Linked DNA regions of Homo sapiens: region 1 is linked to region 2. Evidence: chromatin contacts called from ENCODE Hi-C or POLR2A ChIA-PET data. All regions are on one chromosome and are shown on one strand. Each heading gives the region's core, a stretch centred on a gene start or an enhancer-like site at or near the end of the contact. The rest is flanking DNA. Distances are from core to core; before and after follow the strand shown. Region 1 has its middle 34 kb from the start of PARTICL. Region 2 has its middle 53 kb from the start of SH2D6.

What was found. A loop is a pair of places that touch in the nucleus more often than their neighbours do. ChIA-PET counts read pairs that join two places held with the same protein, here RNA polymerase II (POLR2A). Pooled maps may share reads with other maps.
Region 1: a map of mammary epithelial cell shows a loop between it and region 2 (6-fold over the local background). The contact joins two enhancer-like sites. A Hi-C loop is called at or near these places in 9 of 168 maps with a recorded cell type or tissue (Calu3, GM12878, HepG2 and 6 more), 2 of 37 single-sample maps with no recorded cell type and 5 of 50 pooled maps. POLR2A ChIA-PET finds 5 or more read pairs at or near these places in 13 of 52 experiments (AG04450, BJ, Caco-2 and 10 more).

What each region holds. Positions count from the first base shown.
Region 1 is chr2:85,503,732-85,506,431 of GRCh38, forward strand. No RefSeq gene overlaps it. Among named protein-coding and RNA genes, the nearest start is that of PARTICL, 34 kb to the right of the region's middle. Within about 2 kb of position 1,345, at least 19 of the 41 ENCODE cell types and tissues checked have a DNase peak (open chromatin) inside an H3K27ac peak, as active enhancers do.
Region 2 is chr2:85,470,243-85,473,079 of GRCh38, forward strand. No RefSeq gene overlaps it. Among named protein-coding and RNA genes, the nearest start is that of SH2D6, 53 kb to the left of the region's middle. Within about 2 kb of position 1,334, at least 6 of the 41 ENCODE cell types and tissues checked have a DNase peak (open chromatin) inside an H3K27ac peak, as active enhancers do.

The DNA of each region.
Region 1 (2,700 bases), core at 95-2,594, 34 kb after region 2:
GTTCTGCACAGAGGTTTTCACACACGTGGGTACGGAGCACTGGCAGGAAGTACGAGACATTAGAAATTAGAAGCCCAAGCTAATAACACAGATCACCATCGGGGCTTCACTTTTTGCCAGCCACTTCTACGTAAATATATCTGGTTCTACCCTTCACTCAGCCAAGGCATGGGCGCTACTGGCCTCTGACTCAGCGCTCTTCATTGGCCTCAGCTGTTAAACTTGCTCCCTTCTGATATTTTGCAGATGCTAAGCACTCAACTGGTTTGTTGTGGCTTTGCATCGTGCTCTTTCTCATAATCCTGAGATGAGAGGCCACTATGTCCTCTGGGTCTGCGGGACTTCTGGGGCAAGGGTGCGGGGCAGGCCCAGCACAGGTGTCCAGGGAGCTGCCCACACTGCCGCTGTGTGCTCTTGGGAGTCCTGTTGGCTGTTCCATTCTCCTCTCTGCCCACAGAGGTCACAGTGCCCTTGCGAGTAAGCAGGAGAAGGCAGAGTCATGAATTAGCAACTGGAAAGGATAAATGCCAAAGGCCTTGCTATGAAATCGAGGACCCCGCACCAGCTGCCCCGAGGTCCCTCTGGCTCATTTCCTCCTGTTCTCTCCTCACGTCACTCCTCATTTTTCCTGGAACATGCCAGGCCCACTCCTGCCCCAGGGCCTTTGCATCACATGCCATCCAGATAACCTGGTGCTCCCTTCCGGATTCCTGCTTAGCTTTTTGTTCTAATGTCTTTTTTCTTTTTATTTTTTATTTTTATTTTTTTGAATCGTGGTCTTGCTTTGTCACCCAAGCGAGGCTGCAGTGGTGTGATCATGGCTCACTGTGGCTTTGAATTCCTGACCTCAAGTGATCCTCCAGCCTTAGCCTACCAAAAGCTGGGATTACAGGCATATGCCACGGTGCCCAGCCCTAATGTTACTTACTCATTGAGGCCTTCCTTAGCTGCTGTCTCTACAATTGCAAGCCCCCACCCCTCCCCACCCCCCACCATCTGCTTTTTCCTTGGTGCCTCTCACCGTCTATCTTATCTCGTTAATGTTTGGTCTCCCCACCTCAGTGTTTTCATCTGTTTGCCTGCTGCTGCATCACCAGCACTGCAACAGTGCCTGACACATAGCATGTGCTCAGTGATATCTGTTATATGCATGAATGAGTGGGGCTGGACTGTGAGCTGATGAGGTTCTTGCCATGGCTAACTCCAGGCAGTCATGTCATTTGGCCCAGTTCCACTCCCTTCTGGGCCTGACTCAATTCATCTGGGTAATGAGGAGGGCACAGGAGCTGCTGCGTAAGCTGCCCTCCAGCAGTAATAATTGATGAGTCCAGGCAGTATCCACTTACCACGCCAAAGAGGTCCAAGCAGCAGGCAACAGGGGAAGGGAGGCAGGAAGCAGCTGCCAGGATGACTAATTGGGATCTCATGTCATTGGCTCCACGTGCCAATCCTTACAGACCTCAGCAAAGCTCAGGACTATTAGCTCCTGAGACTCATGCAGTCTCCTGGTCTGACCTGTCCCTCAGTGACACTCGAAAAATAACTCAGCCAGGCGTGATGGCACACGTCTCTATTTCCAGTTACTTGGGAGGCTGAGGTGGGAAGATCACTTATGCCCAGGAGGTTGAGGCTGCAGTGAGCCCTGATCACTCTGCTGCATTCCAGCCTGGGCAACAGAGCAAGATTCTGACTCAAAAAAAAGAAGAAAAAGAAAGAAAAAGAAAAAATAACTAATAACTTCATCTTACAGTGGTGACACGGAGACCTGGAGCAGGAATACAGAGATGTGCCAAACTTTGTACAGAAATTTTGCAAAACTAGATTCAGCTCTCATTCCACAAATACCAGGACCTCCCCTGCACCAGGCACTGTTCTAGGCAAGGACAGAGCAATGAAGAGGGGAAGCTCCTCACCTGTGTTTCCTCGTGAGGCCTGAAGCGCCTGCTTTCCCTTCCACCTCCTGCTCTCCAGCCTCTTAAGTCCCCTCACTCTGTGGTCAATCTAATTGGATAGAACCCTTTCATCTCAAAACCAAAACAACAGCGACCCATGCACACTCCTAGTAGACCAATGGGACTGTAGCACTGATTTCACCATATGCCCCTCCTGCATCCCAGGGACGTCAACTCTGCACTTCAGTCCAGCTTTCAGGAAACTCCAAATCTCTCCCCCATTCCCACCTCTTCCTGTCTATGGTCCCACTGTGAGCCGATAGAGTTCTCACCACGGCTGACACCAGGCAGCCATGTGGTTGGGGCCAGTCCCATTCCCTTCTGGGCCTGATTCAGTTCATCTGGCTAATGAGGAGGGCACATGAGCCTTCTGTGCCTGTTGGGCCGGCTGCCTCAGTGACCACTGCCAATTGTGTGTTCCCCTTATTCAGCACCTTCATACCTTCTTCCGGTTTTGCCCATCTGAGCTGAATCAATTCCTCCATCTTCACAGGGAGGTAGCCTTCTCTCAGTCCCCAAACCCTTGATAAGGGAACGCACCACCACCTCGCAGGCCTGCCTGACTTGAGTGCATCACAGTTCTCCACCTAATTATTTGTTGTCCCGGATTGTTTCATGTATGTATGTCTGATCTCTCCATAAGACTGTAAACTTACTGAGGGCAGAGATGACGCTTACCTTTCCATATCCTACATGCTTTAGCCTGGTGCCTACTCACTGGGCAATCCATCAGTGATGAGTTTACCTG
Region 2 (2,837 bases), core at 84-2,583:
GGCCAGGCTGGTCTTGAACTCCTGACTTCAAGTGATCTGCCCACCTCAGACTCCCAAAGGGCAGGGATTACAGTTGTGAGCCACTGTGCCCGGCATTTTTTGGTTTGCTTGTTTGTTTTTGAAATGGAGTTTTGCTCTTGTCACCCAGGCTGGAGTGCGGTGGCCATGATCTTGGCTCACTGCAACCTCCACGTCCCGGGTTCAAGCGATTCTCCTATCTCAGACTCCCAAGGAGCTGGGATTACAGGTGCCTGCCACCATGCCCGGCTAATTTTTGTATCGTTAGTAGAGACAGGGTTTTGCCATGTTGGCCAGGCTGGTCTCGAACTCCTGATCTCAGGTGATCCGCCCATCTTGGCCTCCCAAAGTGCTGGAATCACAGGTGTGAGCCACCGTGCCCGGCCAAAAAATACTTTTATCACTCCCTCGCTGCAGCTGTCTATGACTTTCTCCAGGGGGTAAATAATTCACATACACAGCCTGTGAAGGCACTGGCATTATGGACCTTGGGTTTCCAAATAACACTGAAGAAAGCGAGTCCATGGAAAACTGATAATCAAGAAGCTTTATTACTTCCAGGATTGCTTATTTTTAAAACCCCTGAAAGGAAAATGGCTTTAATTCAGAAACTGGCTTGTGGAGTGGTGGTGGGGCAGCGGCGAGGCAGGGTTGATACAACGGCAACTGGAGGAAGAAGTTACTGTGAGGGGAGGCCCACCCGCATCCGGTGCCCCAGTGGACTGGTGCCACCTCAGCTGGCATGACACCTGCTAGAGCTGTGGGTATTTCTCCTATTCAGGAGCTCTGGGTCTGTTGATGCCCGCATATGTGAATTGGGCCCCAGGGCTCTATGCCACGGCCTGGAAGAGGCTTCATGTCAGAACTTGATGGATGGGGGTGGGATGGGGGTGGGAGGGAGGTGGGGCAGGCACTATGCCAGGAAAGGTCAACAGAGTCTTGTTGTGCCTGGGAGGGAATTTGGACTTTATCCTGAGACAAATGAGGAACTGTTAAAGGGTTTCAGCCAGGAAAAGGCAGGATAATTTTTTTTTTTTTCTGATAGAGTCTTGCTCGGTCACCCAGGCTGAAGTGCAGTGGTGCAATCGTAGCTCACTGCAGCCTCTGCCTCCTGGGCTCAAGTGATCCTCCAGCCTCAGCTTCTCGAATAGCTGGGACCACAGGTGCATGCCCCCACGTCTGGTTTATTTTTTATTAATATTGTTTTGTAAAGATAGGGTCTCACTGAGTGCCCAGTCTAGTCTCAAACTCCTGGTCTCAAGCAATCCTCCTGCTTCTACCTCCCACAGTACTGGGATTACAGGTATGAGCCACTGCAGCCTGCCCAGGATAAGATTTGACTGAGAAAATACATAATGAAAAAATGCTGGGCACAGTAAAACTTCAGTGACTCATTTAAAGGAAGCTATACTGTATTCATCCCATCAGCAGCTACATAGATTATGACAATGTCCATATGTAGGCAAAAGATATTTTCATTCTACAGACAATACTTAGGACATGTAAGGATTTAGGAACATTTGGCAAAGACTCTGTGCCCTAACCCCCCACTCCCCTAGGACTCAAGACTTACGGGTTAGGCATTGCTGATCCAGTTAATGGCAATGCTAAATTGTTCTTTTTTTTTTTTTTTTTTTTTGAGATGGAGTTTCGCTCTTGTCATCCACCCAGGCTGGAGTGCAGTGGCGCGATCTTGGCTCACTGCAACCTCCACCTCCCGGGTTCAAGCAATTCTCCTGCCTCAGTCTCCGGAGTAGCTGGGATTACAGATGCCTGCCACCACGCCTAGCTAATTTTTTGTATTTTCACCATGTTGGCCAGGCTGGTCTCGAACTTGTGACCTCATGTGATCCACTCTCCTCAGCCTCCCAGAGTGCTGGAATTACAGGTGTGAGCCAGTACCCCCAGCCTGAACTGCTCTTTTTGACAGCAATAAACAAGTTCAGCTTCATCCTTCCTTAGGTTGGTAAGACCGTGTCTCCAACATCAAGGGAAAGCATGCCTTCCTATTTGTTATAAGGGACCCACAACCAAGTTGCCATTTAAATATATGTGAAAAACAAAAGAGGATCTAATACCCAACATGCATTTATACTATTTAGGACTGTTAGCAAGACTCTATTGCCCATGTGATTTTATAAATAGTATTATGACAACAGTTTTGAATGTGTCTGACTGCACATTGACTCATTTAATCCTCACAACGTCTGCTGGGGTAGGTGCTGTTATTGCAGTTGGCATAAACTACAATTAATTATGTAATTTCTTGTTGAATATTCATGTTCTGTGATCAGTTCCATGAGAGCGGGAAGCTCGTCTTGTTTATCCTTGTATCCCTGGTGCCTACAACAGGGCCTGGTATGTGGCAAGCATTCAAAACGTATTTACTGAATAAATTTCGTATTCCCCTTTACAAGTGAGGACAGAAAGGCTTAGAGATGTTAAATAGCTTACCAACCTTTAGGTCACCAGCTAATCCAAACTCACATCTGTTGAACTTTATCTTCTTACCAGCTCTCAAGTAGTCTAAGGTTTTATAAAGATCACATAGCTTGGTCGAGTTCCTAGCTATTAAGTAGAAAGTTATTGAGAGATTAACAAACACTTTTTTAAAGATTCTTCCTTTGTTTTTAACCATTCTGAAAACATAAAACAGAATTCAGAGGAGAGCAGTAGTGGAATGGTTATGTTTAAACTTGCCATGTTTCATAAAGACATTACATTGAGAAATTCACACCTGGCATTTGAGAACAAAAGCTGGCGTAGAACTTGGAGGAAGTATTATTAGGAATTCACCCAACTAAATCTTCCTAAGCTTA